2 separate regions of the Homo sapiens genome follow, and region 1 is linked to region 2. Evidence: read pairs that join two places in POLR2A ChIA-PET (ENCODE). Cell type or tissue: CD4-positive, alpha-beta T cell. All regions are shown on one strand. Links, peaks and the distances in the headings refer to the core of each region. The heading gives the core; the rest is flanking DNA.

Evidence for each region. ChIA-PET counts read pairs that join two places held together with the same protein. Peaks named below come from ENCODE experiments on the same cell type or tissue, not always from the same donor. Only the 100,000 strongest peaks of a DNase experiment are listed, where the experiment ranks them.
Region 1: POLR2A ChIA-PET joins it to region 2 with 10 read pairs; 4 of 35 experiments call an interaction of 5 or more read pairs at or near these places.

The regions. Positions count from the first base shown.
Region 1 is chr3:130,106,246-130,116,254 of GRCh38, reverse strand. LINC02021 (long intergenic non-protein coding RNA 2021) reads right to left here and starts at 4,548. Exons shown (of 3, transcript NR_146653.1): 1 at 4,443-4,548; 2 at 3,511-3,633. LOC124909432 (a long non-coding RNA gene) reads left to right here. Exons shown (of 3, transcript XR_007096083.1): 3 at 2,622-2,895. It also overlaps the pseudogene FAM86HP. RefSeq lists silencers at 3,848-4,017, 4,088-4,137 and enhancers at 5,138-5,187, 5,288-5,477. In CD4-positive, alpha-beta T cell, for the core only: no CTCF peak of the experiment used is centred there; DNase peaks (open chromatin) are centred at 3,768, 4,214 and 4,684; H3K4me3 peaks cover 2,215 bases; H3K27ac peaks cover 1,187 bases.
Region 2 is chr3:130,174,801-130,184,809 of GRCh38, reverse strand. It overlaps LOC107986133 (a long non-coding RNA gene), which reads left to right. Exons shown (of 4, transcript XR_001740907.2): 2 at 9,076-9,259. LOC124906285 (a long non-coding RNA gene) reads right to left here and starts at 5,276. Exons shown (of 3, transcript XR_007096082.1): 1 at 3,816-5,276; 2 at 1,892-2,063. LOC124906287 (a long non-coding RNA gene) reads right to left here and starts at 192. Exons shown (of 2, transcript XR_007096084.1): 1 at 70-192. RefSeq lists an enhancer at 9,213-9,272. In CD4-positive, alpha-beta T cell, for the core only: no CTCF peak of the experiment used is centred there; a DNase peak (open chromatin) is centred at 5,099; H3K4me3 peaks cover 688 bases; H3K27ac peaks cover 1,710 bases.

The DNA of each region.
Region 1 (10,009 bases), core at 674-8,673, 68 kb after region 2:
CCAGATTGCTTGGGTTCAATTACCTGATCTAGCATTTGCTCCTGATGACTCAGTGCAGAAAAGCTCTGTAACTCAGTTTCCCCAGCTGTAAAATGGGGAATGGCGCCTTTACTGGGCTGCCATGAGGGTAAAGGAGGGAACGTATATTTATGAAGCATTCAGAACAATTCATGATACATAGTAAGCTCTATATATTTGAGCTTATTATTACTGTCAGTACGATTATCATCATCTTGCTGTTTCCAATGGGTACGATTTCTACATTCTCTTTCTTAAAGACCTTTAAATCCTTGGTATTCTCTCCACCACCACAGAGAGCAGTGTCCTTGTAGTTTAAATTTGCAAAGACTTCATGGATCCAATAAGCATGACATTAACTAAGGGACAGTTTTCTTTCAGTGGATTGGAATCTAAAATGGCTTTTTTATTGTTATTATTGGCCAGGCTGGTCTCGAACTCCTGACTTCAAGTGATCCCCCCACCTCACCCTCCCAAAGTGTGCTGAGATTACAGGCATGAGCCACCATGCCCAGCCCTCATTCTCTTCTTTTATAAGGACACCAGTCATTGCATCTGCCCCCTCACCAGCAGCCCCCAATCCAGGATGACTCATCGTTACTTGATTACATCTAGAAAGACCATATTTCCAAATAAGGTCACATTCCTGGGTACCGAGGATTAAGATTTCCAATTTTTTCCCTGACTCAATTTTTTTTTGAGTCAGGGCCTCACCCTGTCACCCAGGCTGGAGTACAGTTATGTGATTATAGCTCACTGCAGCCTCAAACTCCTGGGCTCAAGGGATCCCCTGACCTCAGCCTTCCAAGTGGCTGAGACTACAGGAGCACACCATCATGCCCAACTAATTTTTTTGTTTTTTTGTGTTTTTTTTTTTTTCTACAGGTTAGGTCTCACTCTGTTGACCATGCTGGTCTGACCTCAAGCGATCCTCTTGCCTTGGCCTCCCAAAGCACTGGGATTACAGGCGTTATCCCATGCCTGGCCCTCTTTCTACATCTCAATCATTGTATCATTAGCCTGAGCTGCCCATAGTCCTTATTCTGCCCAACCCTGGCCAACCTCCTCCTTTAACATAACTTCCATCTCGATATGATGGGGCCTGCTGGGCACTGCAAACAGCCTAAGGAAAGTGGAAACTTTACTTAACCTTAAATTCTATTACAAAGTCTACATTGAACGTAATTTATATTTGAACTATAAAAATTTTCTGTAAGTTGACACATGACCTATAAAGGACTCTACACCCTGAAGCAACGTTTTAGAAAGAAATTAATTGGTCCTTTTCTGCAGAAACCATTAACCATAGGAGAGATAAAGGAAAAACTTCAATGTACTGATTGAACTTCCATGCCCATAGCTTAACTTCTAAAAGGCAACCATTCCATACTGTTAAACTGACTTAGGTTGCTATTACTGTTATTAAAGAGACCCTCAAAGCCAGAAGTTGAATCTTGACTGTAGTTCTTGCACGTACACGCACACTCTTGCAACTGAAACCACTCAGATTGTCCTAATGCTGCTCCCCATAGCAACATCACCTGGAATTTTACGTTTGTTTTTAAGCATCATTCGTAATCTTTACTTGCAACTGAACACACCGCACCTGTGAGAGCCACGTGACATTAAAAAAATCCCTTCAGTGAGGCCAGGCATGGTGGCTCACTCCTGTAATCCCAGCCCTTTGGGAGGCCAAGGCAGGTGGATCATGATGTCAAGAGATTGAGACCATCCTGGCCAACATGGTAAAACCCAGTCTCTACTAAAAATACAAAAATTAGCTGGGCGTGGTGACGCGTGCCTGTACTCCCAGCTACTCGAGAGGCTGACGCAGGAGAATTGCTTGAGCCCGGGAGGCAGAGGTTGCAGTGAGCCGAGATTGGGCCACTGCACTCCAGCCTGGCAACAGAGGGAGACTGCCTGAAACAAAAAAATCCCTTCAGTGCCTTGATCCTTCCAGATTCAGATCCAAGAGAGATGACATTTGTCCCTCACCAGAGACTGCACACCAAGATAAAGATTTCTTCTGGCCAGGCGTGGTGGCTCACGCCTGTAATCCCAGCAATTTGGGAGGCAGAGGTGGGTGAATCACCTGAGGTCAGGAATTTGAGACCAGCCTGGCCAACGTGTTCAAACCCCGTCTCTACTAAAAATACAAAAATGGCCCGGCATAGTGGCTCTCGCCTGTAATCCCAGCTACTCAGGAGGCTGAGGCAGGAGAATCGCTTGAACCTGGGAGGTGGAGGTTGCAGTGAGCCGAGATCGCGCCATTGCACTCCAGCCTGGGCAACAAGAGAGCAAAACTCCATCTCCAAAAAAAAAAGAAAAAAAGATTTCTTCTGTGTGCATGGCTCAGCTCTGTGGTCCACTAGCGTCCTTCTTCAATCCGTTTCCAATCTATGGAATCAGGAAAGACTGAACCAACCTAGATTAATATTTTAGTATAACATAATACAGTGTTATTTACTATGGCATTGACCGTATATGCCCTTTTGCTCCTTGGAGGAAAGACAATTAATAGCTATTATGTGAGTTAATAAAATAAGCCCAGGATTTCTGAGTATAACTAACCTGTTCCCATTGATTTTCCTTGTCTCCTGCAGGCAGAGAGCTGATCAAAACAGCAAAAGCAAAGCAGTGCCCCTGGCCCAGTTCTGAAGCCAACCTTCCTTAATCACCCAGACCCATCCCTGGTTAGGACTTGCTGTGGATTCTCACGTGACTCCATCTCAGGCTACAGGGACTGAGAGGGTGTATGCAACATCTCAGACCCAGAAACCGTTGATTCTGCCTAAAAACACAGCAATAACCACATCTCATCCTCTTGATTTAAATGAAAGGGTATGGGGGAATAAAAGATGAACCTTTTTTTTTCTTTGTCAGATCTTGCGCTCATTTGGTTCTGGTGGGGAACAACAGCTATAAGAGAACAAGTGTATTCAATTAGAATTAATTCCCCCTCTTATTCTCATAGCTGAGCAGGGCTCAAGTGCCTCTCATCTGAAAGAGGTAATAAGATTTAATCTGTCTCCTCATCTACCTTCTGCAAGTATACTTAACAAATTAGCTCTCGGGACTCTTCCAAATGGAGTTTTATGAGGAATTTGCTAAGGTAAACGTTTTAGACTTTGAACACAGTTCAGATTTCAGGGACAGTACTGAAATCTGAACTGTGTTGCTAACTGCCCTGCCTTTCAACTCAAGACACAATAACTTTGAACTAAAATAATTATATTTTTGTTGTTTTCCACTCTGTCCCCACGTCTATATCACCACAACCCCCAATCCCACCCCGCAGGAGCTAACTCCTCCTTCCTGTCCCCGCAAGATCAAAACTCCTCCTGCAAGCCCCGCTAGCTCTGTCTGCTCACCTTCGTGGCAGATATGCTATTGTACTTTTACACTCATTTGTGTGATAAATACTTCAATGTCCACTTCTTCCACGAGCCCCTGAGCCCCTGGAGGGCCTGGACAACACCGAGTTTTTCTCACCGTTACATCTCCGTTGTCAGGCACTTAATAAGTATTTGGTGAACGAATGGCTTGTTTGGTGACACTCCAAAGGCTGGGGGACAGAGGTAAAGCTCCCTCCTTTTGGGCCCCAGACGGGTGGCGCTGATGGAGAGAGGAGGCTAGGATAAGGCCTCCAGGACCGAAGCGCGCACCCGTAAGGCCCCTGCTAAAAAGACCTTCCTGAAGGCGGAGGAACTGCGAGTGCCTACGTTAGCCCAAGGCCTGACCTGACGATCCCAGGGACCCTCGCTCTAACTGGCCCCGCCTCCCGGGCCCCAAACCCGGACTCGGCCCCGCCCGAAGCTCCGGATCCTGGGGCCCGCCCCTGGCCCCGCGTCGGCAGACCGTGGGCTCGCTCCTGGACCTGCCTCAAACCCTCCGCAGGTAACGCCTCCCGAACTTGAGCCACATTCCGATCCCCTCCTCAAACCCCTCCCCGTTTCCCACACCCTGGACCCCTCGCTCCGTCTCGGCCCCGCCCCAAGCCCAGCTAGGTCTGGGCCCCTGAGCCCAGCCCCGACCGGCCTCCCAGTCCCTGGGTCCCTCCCGACACCGGCCCCTCCCTAAGCTCCGCCTCCCAGGGCCCGCCTCCTGAGCGCAGCCCGCAGCCTGGACTCCGCCCCGCCTCCCGGACCCTGGGCCCCTCCCCACGTGGGCCCGTCCTAAGCTCCGCCTCCCAGAGTCCGCGCACCGCCTGGCCATGTGCTAAGACATAGTCAACGCCCCGCCCCGGCCCCGCCTCCTGAGCCCTTCTCTGGGTCTGGCCTTAGCCCCGCCCTAGGACCTGTCTCCTGGGCTCTGCTCCGAGTCCCGCCTCCTGAACCCAATGGCGTTTATCCCCGCCCTAATGCCCGCCTCCAGGACTCTTATCCTGCCCTCACGCAAGGCACCGCCTCCAGGACGCCACCAACCTGGACGCTTCCGAAGCCCAGCTTCCAGGATCGCCCTATCCTGGCCCCGCCCCAGGACCCGCCAACCTGGAATCTACCCAGGACCTGCCCCAACGACGTTAATTCTGGCCCTACCCCAGGCCTCGCTCTCATGACGCTCATCCTGGCCCCACCCCAGGCCCCACCCTCCTAAGCTCATCTTGGCCCCGCCCTAGCGCCCGCCCCCAGGACGCTCCTCCTGACCCTACCCCTAGGCCCCGCCACCTCTCTGCCTCCGCGCACTACCCTGGGCCCGCCCCCTTTTCAGTCCAGGCCCGGCTTCCGCCCGGTCTCCTGGCAACGCTGCGGCCCCGCCCACGTCATGGCGCCTGAGGAGAACGCGGGTACCAAACTCTTGCTGCAGAGTTTCGAGCGCCGCTTCCTAGCGGCGCGCACACTGCGCTCCTTCCCCTGGCAGGTGGGCGGCGGGGCGAGCGGAGAGGCCTGCGGGGCTTGCGGAAGTCCAGGGGCAGACGGGATGGGTCTCCCTGCTGAAACCCCCGGCGCTCCTGCCACGTGAGTTCCTGGGCTCTCCCCGGTCAGGGCCACGAGACCCGGTCCCCGTCCCTGGGGCCTGGCCAGAGTCGCTCTCACCCCTCCTGCCCCGCGAGCTGGCGGCGGAAGCTGGGGGCGTCTCCACAGTCTTGGGGGGCAGACGCGCGCTCGGTGTGGGGTACAGTTCACGATCATTTTCATGACTTTTTAAAGGCAGTAATCGTTCTGGTCACTGGGACACAGCTGCCCTCGCCCATTCTAAAAAGTCAGCACCCTCAGGCCCGCGGGTAACCACCTCCTCCTGAGCACGGTGACCAGGTCAAAGGCTGTCCCTCGGGCCTCAGTGTTCTCATCTGTATGTCGAGCACTGCACAGAATCAGCTCATGCGCTGAGGCTTTCACTCCTGTGATGGAAGAGACAGAGAAGGGGGTGGCCTCTCCTCTCCCTGGGGACCTGCCATTCTCAGCACAGGCGCATGGCAGGCAGCAGCCTCCCTTCTGCCAGCAGAGGGGCTTAATGCACCCTGCTCCATTTGTAATTCATGTGCGGTGAGCTCACTGGGATGAGTCAGTTTGGATATATATTCCTCCCTGGGTCTGCCCCATTTTATGGGGTGTTGCTTAATCATTTGCGTTATTCCATTGACATGAAATATTTAGCACTCAGAGATCATTTCTGGTCAGGAGAAATTTGTGCATTTTTAACCCAAAATAGAAACCTTCATAAAAGCATCATAGGTCTCCATTCAGTATTGACTATAATTGTTCACATGCCCACGCTGAATGCTAACTTGGGCTCACCATCAACACCCACGAGGTGGGTACTATTATTATCACTCACATTTGACCAGAGGGATTGTTTGATTAGGGTGTAGTAGTTGAGAGTTCAGACCCAGGAGACAGCCTGCCTGCTTCAAATCCTGGCCCAACCCCTGGCCCTGTGTGACCTTGGGCAAGTGACTGCATCTCTCTGTGCTGTTGTTTTCTTATTAATAAAATGGTTGATATAATGATACCTACCTCTTAGGGTTGTTGTCAGCGTTGAGTACAAAAGCCTGTGGATCAGTGCCTGGCTCATGGCAAATGCATGTCGGTGTTAGCTAGTGTTTTTATTCAGTCTCAAAATGTTTAATAAATGCCTTCCGTGAGCCAAGCACCATGGATCAGCAGTACCCATGATAGATGAGGCTCTGCTTGCATGGGAGAGCTAGAGAATAAACAAATAAATGAATAAACAAGAAAAGACCAGATGAGAGTGGCTTTAAAGCCAAGAAAACAGGGGAATGGTGAATGGACCAACTGGGAAGAAGAGTCACTAAAGTCGGGGAATCAGGGAAGCCTTCCCCAAAGACGTGGCATTTGAACTGGGGCCTGAGTGGTGAAGCAGCCAGCCATGGGAAGGGTTTGGGGAACAGGATATGCAAAGGCCCTGTGGTGGAAACAAGCCAGCTGTGGTTGAGGAACAACAGCAATGCAGCCAGTGTGGCTGGAGTGGAGTGAGCAGTGTGGGCCAGGGGTGAGGGAGAACAGGCCAGAGAGAGGGATTAGGACCAGGTCTTGTAGGGCCTTTTATGGCATGGAAGGAGCTCTGAAGCAATGAAGTGCCTTGCTGTGTGTCACATACCAGCCGAGACAGTCTGCCTAACTCGGGAGCCAAAGCTTGCTGCTGGACTTGCCACTGTAAGAGGACAATGTAACCCAGGCTGGTATGGGCACATTCTGCATTTCCACTTAAACTCAGATGGCAAGCCCATCAAACCTTGGTGCCATGGCTGCCCTGGTAATTCCTGGCTGACCAGTGCAACCAGGGAGCTGGCCCATGACCCGGGTGGCCGCTAAGTAGCCAGGACTAATGCGGCCAAGAGTCAGCCTTCTTCCTGTGACTCATCCAGGTGCACCCTGCGACATCTGAAGGTCAGGCTTTCAGCCGCTGTGGCTTCCACTTCCAACTGGCTCCGCGTCCCCAGGGAGGGATCACATAGCGCTTTGCCAACACATTCTATTGCGTGTTTTAATGTTCCTGTGAATGCGCCCTTGAGATTTCTCTCTCTCCCGTCCACACGGAGCTTAGAAGCAAAATTAAGAGACTCATCAGATTCTGAGCTGCTGCGGGATATTTTGCAGAAGGTAAGAATTCCAGAGTCCCTGGGACTCATGACCCTGCCTCCTGAATCTCTCCGGAAGACCTGAGAGAAGAACCACAGGTTCTTTAAAAACACCCCTGTTCAAAGAACAAAACCATTGAGTCAGCACTGCAGGTAGGTGTCAGCACCTCCGACAGCTCCTGCGCTTTTGTTTTCTATCTAAGACTTAGACAAAGACATCAGAATATACAAAAATCTGCATGAGGGGGGAAATCTAGGGAATGTTTTTTAAACTATCCTCAGCAAAAACAGAGATGACAGGTGCAAAACAGCTTCTAGCATTTGGTGGATGCTCAGAGACTTTCTTTTTTGCATTCCTGAGGCCTGTCCTGCCCACTCCTGTCTCCTCTAGACCTAAATGGGCCCTTGCTTTGCCCAGGGTGGGGTTTGGACTCAAGTGCATCTGCATGCAGGTGACAGCCAGGATCACCACCCGGCCCAGCCACAGCGTGACCTTGGCCTTGAGGGCCAAGTGCAGATCACCCTGCATCCTGGGTCTTCACCTTCGAAGGGCCATGAGCCCTTCAGAAAAGACAAAGCAATAGACTCCCTCCCAGAAAGAAGTGCACCAGAAGAATACATTTTCCATACAAACTCAGGGGAGGCAGACATCCTCCACCCCCACCCACCCAGCCCATCCTAGGAGCCCCAGTGAAGAATTCCTGTGCTAGAGGTGAACCAAGATGATCCACTTGGAAAAGATGCAGCCACAGCAGGGAAGACTTTCGGGGCAATACAGTAGGTCAGGGCTTCGAGCATGGAGATACCTGAAGTTATCTCGCACCCTGCTCTGAGTTTCACCCTGAGCCTCACTCTCGTAGGTGGTGAAGCATGAAATGTAGGGAGAGCTGCTTTAAAACCCAGCACAAGGCTGGGTGCACTGGTTCACACCTGTAATCCCAGGACATTGGGAGGCTGAGGTGGACGGATCACCTAAGGTCAGGAGTTCAAGACCAGCCTAGCCAACATGGCAAAAACCCATCTCTACTAAAAATTTAAAAAATTAGCTGGGCGTGGTGGTGCACGCCTATAGTCCCAGCTACTTGGGAGGCTGAGGCAGGAGAATCGCTTGAACCCAGGAGGCGGAGGCTGCGGTTAGCCAAGATCGGGCCACTGCACTCCAGCCTGGGCAACAGAGAGAGACTGTGTCAGAAAAAATGAAAAACCAGCACCAGCATGAAGAGCCTGTGTATTGCATGGGGTACTTTGCTGCCCTTGGGCAGAATCTGCATCCCTCCCAGCCAGCAGGCACTGCGGACTGTCTCCTCCCTCTCCCTCCAGGCTCCTGTTTTCCCACCGTCCCCACTCCTGCTGCACCAGTGCATCTGCCCTCCTTTCCAAGTGCCAGCCTGTGGCCACCTCAGAGCTTGCACCAGCTGTTCCCACTGCCTGGAACTTGCTCATCCTGCACTTGGCTTCTCTCGGCTTTAGCTGGAGTGTCACCCTGAGCGTCCCCTCCCCTCCATCCTGTCCCCAGGGACACACACTCCAAGAGAGCAGTTGCCGAGTGGGCCTTCCCGCCTCTTCCATAGAGCCAGACAGTTGGCGACTGTCCTTACTGCAAGCCCTGGTTCACACTGGCTCCCCTGGGAGGGAGGTGGTTTAGGCCCACGTGCCCTGTGTTCCTGCTCAGAATGGGCATTAGAAATGCTGCAATATCCTGTGCCACTGCAGTGGAAGCATCTTTAGGAAACGGCTTATATCTTAAGACAAACTTCAGATGCGTGGGGCCAGAACGCCGTGTCCATCTACATCTTTGCTGAGGGATCGGGTAGCCTGGAGTTTGCCCTCTGCTGTGTTGGCTTGAAGCTCATAGGAGACTTAAGACGGGCTCTCGAGCAACCAACGTTCTGTCCTTTGCTGTAGACTGTGAAGCATCCTGTGTGTGTGAAGCACCCGCCATCAGTCAAGTGTGCCCAGTGCTTTCTCTCAGAACTCATCAAAAATGTCAGCAATGGGCAGTGTCCGCCCAGTAGCTGGACAGCATAGCCACCTGCGTGCTGGAGCCCCCGTCCTTCCCAGGCCCTGGGCCTGCTTTGCCAATACCAGCATGGCAGGGGCCTCCCCAGGCAACTGGCTGCAGCTGAGTGTGACCCATGGGAGACAGTGCAGGGCAGGAAGAAGGGGAGACCAGCGTCTCTCCCTCACTCTGCCTCATGGGGTTTCCACAGCAGCTGCTTCTCTGGGGCCCCAGCTCCTAGAATATGAATTCTCATTCCTACCAGGCTGGTCCAGCCCACAGCACTGGAACCCTCATCCACACCCTCTGTCCTGCCCGCTGAAGGGTTTGGAGTTTCCTGCTCTTGTCTGTCTCTGGGTTGCCCCACAGGCCCCTGTTGGAAGATTTAGCTCTTGCCATACCTTTGGAACTAGTTCCTCTGTGAATTCTCTGCATTGATCCTGCTGGAATGAGCTCTTTCCTGACTGATACAGGATGGATTTTATTTTTTACTTATTTATTTAGTTTTTTGAGACAGTCTCACTGTGGTGCCCAGGCTGGATTACCGTGGCACAATCTCGGCTCACTGAAACCTCTACCTCCTGGGTTCAAGCAACTCTCGTGCCTAAGAAGCTGGGACTACAGGCACACGCCACCATGCCTGGCTAATTTTTGTATTTTTAGTAGAGATAGAGTTTCACCATGTTGGCCAGGCTGGTCTCGAACTCCTGACCTCAGGTGATCCGCCTGCCTCAGCCTCCCAAAGTGCTGGGATTACAGGCATGAGCCACCACACCTGGCCTAGGATGGATTTTAAAGATGGGCCCAAACATGCAGGGTTTGACATGAGGATGTCGAGAGGCCGTTCCTTAGTAGGCAGTAGCAGACCTGCTGAGTGAAAGGGCCACACTTTTAGCAAATAAACAATCCCCTGCTTCTCCAATACCTGCTTTCTCCCTAGTCCTCCCCAA
Region 2 (10,009 bases), core at 1,426-9,425:
TTCTCTCATGCTATAAAGAAATACCTGAGACTGGGTAATGTATAAAGAAAAGAGTTTTAATTGGCTCACAGTTTTGTAGGCTGTACAGGGAGCATGACACTGACATCTGCTGAGCTTCTGTGGAGGCCTCAGGAAACTTACAATGATGGCAGAAGGTGAAGTGGGAGCAAGAGAGTAAGGAGGGAGGTGCTACACACTCGTAAACAACCAGATCTTGCAAGAACTCACTCACTATTGCAAGGACAGGACCAAAGGGATGATGGTAAATCATTCATGAGAAATCCACCCCCATGATCCAATCTCTTCCCACCAGGCCCCACCTCTAACACTGGGGATTACATTGCAACATGAGATTTGGGCGGGGACACATATTCAACCTATATCAGCTGCTTTCATGCTATGGGTGGCAGAGTTGATTAACTGCTACAAGAGACTGTATGGCCCACGAATTCTAAAATATTTACTATCTGATGCTTTGAAGTAAAAGCTTGCAAACCCTGCTTTTGAAAAGGAAGGGAAGGAAGAGGAGAGGAGGAAGGCAGGAAGGAGCAGAGAGGGACACGAGGCTGTATTCAAACATCTGTTGTTAAGAAAGATAAATTCAATTTATTTGGCATGGTCCAAGTTATCAAACTAGGAGCACTCCATCGAAGTTTCAGAACAAACACTGTGCTGAATATAAGGATAACCCCATCTGTAATGCCTAACCTTGTTTTTATTAACTTTGTTCTTAGACTTTCCTTTTCTTTTAATCACTTAGCCTTGTTTCTACCTGAATTGACTTTCTTTTAGCTAAGAGAGCTAGACAGACTTTATCTTGGCTTTTTCACTGGCAGCCCCTTCCTCAAGGACTTAACTTGTGCAAGCTGACTCTTAGCACCTCTAAGAGTGCAATTAACTGATAAGATACTGTGGCGAGCAATATCCGCAGTTCCTAGGAATTTGTCCGATTGATAATGCCTAAAGCCCCACGTCTATCACTTTGTAATAGTCTTAAAGCCCTTGACCTAGAACTGTTTACTTTCCTGTAACAATTTATCCTTTTAACTTTTTTGCCGACTTTACTTCTGTAAAATTCTTTTAACTAGACCCCTTTCCCCTTTCTAAACTGAAGTATAAAAGAAAATCTAGCCCCTTCTTCGGGGCCAAGAGAACTTTAAGTTAGCCATCTCTTGGCTGCCAGCTAAATAAACAGACTTAATTCATGTCAAAGTGTGGCATTTTCTCTAACTCGCTCAAGTACAACATTTGGAGGCCCGAGCGAGAAACGCCACCAGGCGAGAGCCGGGCTCGCTCCGGGCTCCCCCGGAAGGACAGCCGGCTTGTAGGGGGGGTGCCACCTGAAAAATAATTTTCAGGTCCCCAAAAGGTGACCGTCTTCCAGAGGAGAGCGGATCGACTACCGTGTGGATGCCCACAAAAATTCCACCTCTGAGTCCTCAACTTCTGACCCCGAGGTCAGGTAGGTCAGATTTGATTTCAGTTCTAGTAAGAGGGAAGCGGCCCTGATGAGGGCATCCCTCTTTTGACTCTGCCCGTTTCTCTAGGACGCTAGAAGGTAGAGCCCTGTTTTTCTGTTAGGCACCTCTGTGTCTCTTTCTAGGAGGGAAGTGGCCCTGACAGGGGCCCTCTCTTGACTCAGTCCACATCCCAGGATGCTGGAGGACTGAGTCCTGGTTTCTGGCAGACCGATCACTCTCTCTCTCTCTCTCTCTTTTTCTATCTCTCATCTTTCTCTTGTTCCAGTTTCTTGAAGAATCTCCAAGAAAGAAAAAAAAACTGTTATAAACTCTTTGTGAATAATGAATGAATGAGGGAGGACAAGGGCTTGCGCTTGTCCTCCAGTTTGTAGCTCCACGGCGAAAGCTACGGAGTTCAAGTAGACCCTCACCTGCGGTTCCTTGGCGACCTCATAAGGCTTAAGGCAGCATCAGGCATAGCTCGATCTGAGCCGGAAGTTTATACCGGCCTGCCAATGCTAAGAGGAGCCCAAGTCCCCTCAGGGGGAGCGGCCAGGCAGGCATCTGACTGATCCCATCACAGGAACCACTCCCCTTGTCTGTCTAAAAAAAAAAAAAAAAAAAAAGGAAGAAACTGTCATAACTGTTTACATGCTGTAAAGTCAATTGTTTGCCTTATGTTGATTGTTCTGTTCAGTTTCTATTGTCTTGTTAGTAGTTGTGAAAGTTTTGCATGTCAGGACGGTGATATTGCCCAAGACGTCTAAGTAAAAACTTCTTCAAAGTCCTTAGTGCTGATTTTTTGTCACAGGAGGTTAAATTTCTCATCAATCATTTAGGCTGGCCACCACAGTCCTGTCTTTTCTGCCAGAACCAAGTCAAGTGTTGTTACAAGAACAAGTGTGAAAAACATTTTCCTGATTAAGATTTCTAGCACCATGAAAGTTCTAAGTATTTAGATCGTCATACTCCACGTCCAAGTGATTAGACCTCCTCTAAACTAAACCAGTAGTGAGTTCAAAACAGCCACCCTGCAGATTTCCTTGCTCACCTCTTTTATCATTCTGTAACTTTTCCTGTGTCCTTAAGTAGAACACTGTGTAAAGAAACGTACACCCGTACTGCTTTACTTTGTTTAGATTCTTACTCTGTTCCTCTGTGGCTACTCTCCCACCTTAAAAATGATCCGAGTAGTCCTTTTCCACCTCGTCCCTGTCCCCTACCCCGCACATCTCGTTTTCTGGTGCGACAGCAAGTTCAGCGTCTCTAGGACTTGGCTCTGCTCTCACTCCTTAAACCCTTAAAAGAAAAAGCTAAGTTTAAGCTATTTGCCTTTAAGTCATAAAGACACCAAAAGTACTTAAAGTGCAGATCTAGAAGAAGAAGAAGAAGAACGCCTAGATCAAACTGACCCAGAAGATCTCAGGCTGGCTCTAGTCCTCCTCCCTCAATCTTAAAGCTACAGTAATGTAGCAAGTAGTATTAGCTGTTGTAGTTTTTCTGCTCTTTCTAGTCATGTTGCTTCTGTTCTTTCACTACTCTAGTCCCCCAAGAAATAAGTTTCTCTGTCCATGCTAAGTCTATGCTCAAATCTTATTAAATTGCCTTCAAAAAAAAAATAAGAAACACTTCCTCCCAGCCTTATAAAGTTAAAGCCCTCTCCAATGTATGCTGCAGAATTTTCCTCTCAGTTCCTCAGAGGATTATAAAGTCCGCCTTAAAAAAGGCAAGCTCCAGACACTGTGCAAAATAAAATGGCCAAAGTTTAAAGTCAAGTGGCCCCCTGAAGGGTCATTGAACCTCACAATTGTTCAAGCTGTGTGGCAGGTTGTTACTGAAACTCCTAGCCACCCTGATCAGTTTCCCTACATTGATCAATAGCTAAGATTAGTCAGGATCCCCCCTCCATGGCTCCATTCATGCGCCATTCATAATTCTACCTCCAAGGTCCTCCTAAGCCAGACCGCGTTTTCGCCTCCACCCTCAGCCGGTTCAGCTTCCCCTGTACTGCCTCCCTCTGAAGAAGGGGGGAGTCTCCCTCACCCAGTCCCACCGCCTTACAACCAGCCTGCTCCCTTAAAGTTATCCCATGTCTCCTCGACGACGTCCCCTGTAGGCTCGCCACCCATTGCCTCTCAATCATGACCGTGGCAGGCAGGAAGAAGTAGCCCCTCTACTACCACTGAGAGAGGAACAAGTCCCTCCAGGTGACGAGCGCTCAGCACCCTTCTTAGTTTGTGTCCCTTTTTCTGCTTCTGACTTATATAATTAGAAAACTTATAATCCTCCCTTCTCTGAAAAGCCCCAGGCTTTGACCTCTCTGACAGAGTCTGTACTCCGGACTCACTCACCCACCTAAGATGATTGCCAACAGCTCCTTTTAACCCTTTTCACCTCTGAAAAGAAAGAACGTATCTGAAAAGAAGCCAAAAAGTACTTCCTCACATCAGCCAGTGGACCGGAAGGAGAAGCTAGAGACCTCCTTGAGGAGGTCTTTCCCTCTACCCAGCCTAACTGGGACCCAAATTCCTCAAGTAGAAAGGGAGCTTTAGACGATTTTCACCGGTATCTCCTCGCAAGTATTAAAAGAGCCGCTCAGAAACCCATAAACTTGTCTAAGACGACCGAAGTTGTCCAAAGGCCCGATAAGTCACCAAGAACGTTTTTAGAGCGCCTCCAGGAGGCTTATCAGACTTACACCCCTTTTGACCCGGCAGCTCCCGAAAATAGCCGTGCTCTTAATTTAGCATTTGTGGCTCAGGCAGCCCCGGATATTAAAAAGAAACTCCAAAAACTAGAAAGCTTTGCTAGAATAAATATCAGTCAGCTTTCAGAAATAGCCCAAAAAGTTTTTGACCATCAAAAGTTTAAAAAACAAAAACAAGCAACACAGGCAGCTGAAAAGGCTGCTGATAAAGCATTCAAAAGACAAACAAAAATCTTAGTGGCAGCTATCCAAGAAGTACAGAATGAAATATCCCGTTAATTTAGCATTAACTGAAGCCCCTGCTTTAGCCCTCCCCAATGTCTCCATAAAAGCCAAAGAGTTGCTAAAGACGTGCCTTACTCAGACTCTAATACCCTAAAGATGCCCAGTGGTCTATCTAAGAGGCTAGATCCTGTGGCCTGTAGATGGCCAAGTTGTCTGCGAGCCTTAGCGGCTATAGCAAGCCTGGCCCAAGAAGATGATAAGTTAACTCTAAGCCAAAATTTAACCCTTACAGCTCTTCATGCCATAAAGACCTTACTACAAAATGCTTCTGGCAAATAGATGTCAAATGCTCGCATCTTGCAGTATCAAAGTTTACTGTTAGATCAGCCTCGTTTGACTTTCTCTCCCTCAAAGTGTTTCAATCCAGCTACACTACTTCCTGACTCAGACTGCACTATTCCTGCTCATGACTGTCAAGAACTGTTAGAAACTATCAAAACTGGCTGCTCTGATCTTCAAGATGTGCCCCTAGAAGAGGCAGATGCCTCCGTGTTCACAGACAGTAGCAGCTTCCTCAAGCAGGAAGTATGAAAAGCCAGTGCAGCTGTTACCACGGAGACAGATGTGTTGTAAGCTCAAGCTTTACCAGCGAACACCTCCGCACAAAAGGCTGAATTGATCGCCCTCACTCAGGCTCTCCAATAAAGTAGAAAAAACGTATTAACATTTACAGTGACAGCAAGTACACCTTTGCTACTGTGCATGTACGTAAAGCCATCTACCAGGAAAGCAAGCTACTCACCTCAGCAGGTAGCTGTGATCCACTGCAAAGGACATCAAAAAGAAAACACAGCCATTGCCCACAGTAAACAGAAAGCTGATTCAGCAGCTCAGGTCGCAGCGAGACTTTCAGTCACGCCTCTAAACTTGCTGCCCACAGTCTCCTTTCCACAGCCAGATCTGCCTGACAATCCCGTATACTCAACAACAAAAAAACTGGCTTCAGATCTCAGAGCCAATAAAAATCAGGAAAGTTAGTAGATTCTTCCTGACTCTGGAATCTTCATACCCTGAACTCTTAAAGAAACTTTAATCAGTTACCTACAGTCTACCACCCATTTAAGAAGAGCAAAGCTACCTCAGCTCCTCCGGAGCCATTTTAAGATCCCCCATCTTCAAAGCCTAACAGATTAAGCAGCTCTCCAGTGCACAACCTGCGCCCACATAAATGCCAAACAAAGTCCTAAACCCAGCCCAGGCCACTGTCTCTGAAAAAACTCACCAAGAAAAAAGAAATTGACTTTACAGAAGTAAAACCACACCAGACTAAGTACAAATACCTTCTAGTACTAGTAGACACCTTCTCCAGATAGACTAAGGCATTTTCTACCAAAAACGAAACCACCAACACAGTAGTTAAGTTTTTACTCAATGAAATCATCCCTCAATATAGGCTGTCTGCTGCCATAAAGTCTGATAATAGAGCAGCCTTCACCTCGCCTATAGCTCAGTCAGTCAGTAAGGCATTAAACATTCAACAGAAGCTCCATTGTGCCTATCAACCCCAAAGCTTCAGGCAAGTAGGAAGCATGAACTACACCCTAAAAAACACTCCTACAAAATTAATCTTAAAAAAATAGTGTAAATTAAGTAAGTCTCCTTCCTTTAGCCCTACTTAAAGTAAGGTGCACCCTTACCCGGCAAATTTCTCACCTTTTGAAATCATGTATAAGAAGGCACCGCCTATCTTGCCTAAGCTAAGAAATGCCAAATTAGCAGAAATATCGCAAACTAATTTGTTGCAGTACCTATAGTCTCTCCAACAGGTACAAGATATCATCCTGCCACTTGTTCGAGGAGCCCATCCCAATCCAATTCCTGACCAAAGTCCTGCCATTCGTTCCAGCCAGGAGACCTAGTGTTTGTTTAAAAGTTCCAAAAAGAAAGACTCGCTCCTGCTTAGAAAAGACCTCACACCGTCATCCTCATGACGCCAATGGCTCTGAAAGTAGACAGCCTTCCTGCTTAGATTCATCACTCCCGCATCAAAAAGGCCAACAGAGCCCAGCTAAAAACATAAGTCCCCAGGCCTAAGTCAGGCCCTTAAAACTGCACCTAAGTCAGGTGAAGCCATTAGATTCATTCTTTTTACTACCTCACTTATTTGTTTTTGCCCGTAACATCCTCTGTGCCTTCCTACTCCTTTCTCCTCACCTCTTTCACAACAGGACATGTATTTGCAAACACCACTTAGAAGGCCAGTACCTCCAAGGAAGTCTCCTTTGCAGTTGATTTATTTGTACTATTCCCAAAGCCAGCCCATACCCACGAAAAGCAACACAATCTGTCGGTCCCAGGAGCAGGAAGTGTCGACCTTGCAGCAAGATTCAGACACTCCAAGAGCCAAACTAAGTGTGGGAGCTCCAAAAGTGCAGAAAAAAGACTCCAAAATATTGGCTTTTACCTCTGTCCTAGAAATCACCCTGATGTTAGCTGTCAAGATACTTATCAGTTTTCCTGCCCTGATTAGACATATGTAACTTTAGCCACCTACTCTAAAAGATCAACCAGATCTTCAACTCTTTCCACAAGTCGTGCTTCTCATCCTAAATTATGTACTAGAAAAATTGTAATCCTCTTACTATAGCTGTCCATGACCTTAATTCAACTCAATAGTATCATGGCATGTCATGAAGATTAAGATTTTATATCCCAGGATTTAATGTTAAGACTATGTTCACCATCCAAAAAAACCCTAGTCTCATAAAGCCCACCCAAGCCAATCAGGCCTTTAACTGATCTAAGTAACCCTATGTTCCAGAAACACCCTGACAAAGTTGATTTAACTGTTCCTCCACCATTCTTAGTCATAAAAGATACACTCCAGAAAGGGCAAGAAAATCTAGATAAGAGCCAACAAGAACAAGAAAATAACATCCCCTAGTATCAAAGCATGTTCAACTAGAACCCAGAGCTAACTATTCTAATTACTAAGTTAGCCAGACCCCCTCCCCATCCTACTATTAAGTCTAATTTTTGGACCTTGTATATTAAATTAGTTTATTAATTTTGTAAAACAACACGTAGCTTCTGTCAAACTTATGTATCTTAAGACTCAATATAACCCCCTTGTTATAACTGAAGAATCAACAATTTGATTCCCCAAAAACACGAGTGAGGAATGTAATGCCCAACCTTGTTTTTACTAACCCTGTTCTTAGACTCTCCCTTTCTTTTAATCACCTAGCCTTATTTCCACCTGAATTGACTCTCCCTTAGCTAAGAGAGCCAGACAGACTCCATCTTGGCTCTTTCACTGGCAGCCCCTTCCTCAAGGACTTAACTAGTGCAAGCTGACTCCCAGCACATCTAAGAATGCAATTAACTGATAAGATACTGTGGCGAGCAGTATCCGCAGTTCCCAGGAATTCCTCCAATTGATAACGCCCAAAGCCCCGCGTCTATCACCTTGTAATAGTCTTAAAGCCCCTAGACCTAGAACTGTTTACTTTCCTGTAACAATTTATCCTTTTAACTTTTTTGCCTACTTCTGTACAATTGTTTTAACTAGACCCCCCTCCCCTTTCTAAACCAAAGTATAAGAGAAAATCTAGCCCCTTCTTTGAGGCCGAGAGAACTTTAAACGTTAGCCATTTCCTGGCCGCCGGCTAAATAAACAGACTCTTAATTCATCTCAAAGTGTGGCATTTTCTCTAACTCGCTCAAGTACAACACATCCAGCAGGCACGAAATCCACTCTAAAATGCTGTCCTGGGATAGTGAAGATGATGTTGCTGGAAATATCCTTACATGGCATGTGGATGAGTTCCCCCAGAGGCATACATGTTGAGCTAAATACTTTGCTGATGAAGGGTACAAGTTGAAGGGGTTTTGAACGGCAGAGTGAGGTTCCTCAGAAGGCTGTTGCTACAGAAAGACAGGAGGAGAAATTACATGGCCAGATAGAGTGGCATGACCATTGGATAAGGACTTTTTGTTTGTTTTTCAGATGGAGTTTTACTCTTGTTGCCCAGGCTGGAATGCAATAGCACGATCTCAGCTCACCGCAACCTACTCCCAGGTTCAAGCGATTCTCCTGCCTCAGCCTCCCTAGTAGCTGGGATTACAGGCATGTGCCACCATGCCCGGCTAATTGTGTATTTTTTGTAGAGATGGGCTTTCTCCATGTTGGTCAGGCTGGTCTTGAACTCCCGACCTCAGGTGAACTGCCCGCCTTGGCCCCCCAAATTGCTGGGATTACAGGCGTGAGTCACCGTGCCCAGCCTGGATGAGGGTCTTTAGCAAAGATGGAAGTTTTGGTACCTTGCAGTTTAGTCTCTTCATTTATGTCCTCCTGAAATCTTCAGGAATAGCACTATTTTGTCAATACTTCTGGGGTCGTACTTAGGGGGACTTAAAGGAGATGTGATGTGGCAGCCTTTGACTCAAGGGAGCATCATACTAGCTCAAAGAGATCTGGGTACATGCCAGTTGAACCAACTCTTCTGAGGATGTGATAGATCCTGGGAGGCCACTCTGATCCCGCCAACCTTGAGGCCAGATGAGTCTTTGAAAAACATGGTTTGGCTTAACACCAGCACTTAGTGGTGTTAATACCCACCATGAATCTTGCTAAACTGAAGCTATACAGATACCTTTTCAAAAGATTTTTTTTCATTCCAGATCCTTCTTAGAAATTCCTAAGGCTCAATGCTGTGTGGAAGGTTCTGAGAAAGAAAATAGTTTCCGATCTTTGGGATTCCCGAGATGGTCCAATCTGCAAAAAGTTCATTGCCATTTCCATCAAGGACACTGAGAACAAGAGTCTTATCTGGATTGGATGCTGGGAATTGAGAAGCTTCAGCAGGTGGGAAATGCACCCTCCACAGGCTCACACCCTTGTGGGCTGTTTCAGTTACCTATTGCACCTAAAATTAGAAACTTTAAACCACAACAAGCCATTATTGCTCATGAACCTGTGAGTTGTATGGGGACTTCCTGGCTGGTTTAACCTGGGCTCATTTGTGTGGCTACCTGCAGCTGGAGGGCCAGCTGGGCGGAACATCCAGGATGGCCTCATGCACGTGCCTGGCAGTTGGTGCTGGTTGTCAGCCGGGGAAACTTGTTTTCCTCCATGTGGCCCCTCGCCCTCCAGAGCCCCTCTCCAAATGGCCCTTTAAGCAGGATAGCCAAGGTTTGCTTGGTGCCAGCATCCAAGAGGGCAAAAATATGGAAACTACGAGAGGGCTCTCAAGGCCTAAGACTATTTGCACCCCAAAAATCTGAGGTCTCAGTTAATTCAGAAAGTTTGTTTTGCCAAGGTTGAGGACGCATGCCTGTGACACAGCCTCAGGAGGTCCTGACAACATGTGCTTAAGGTGGTAGGGACACAGCTTGGTTTGACACATTTTAGAGAGACATGAGACATCAATCAATATGTGTAAGATGTACATTGGTTCAGTCTGGAAAGGCGGGACAACTCCAGGTGAAGGTGAAGGTGAGACAAGGGGAAGGGGCTTCCAGGTCATAGGTAGTTAAGAGACAAATAGTTGCATTCTTTTGAGTTCCTGATTAGCCTCTCCAAATGAGGCAATCAGATATATATTTATCTCAGTGA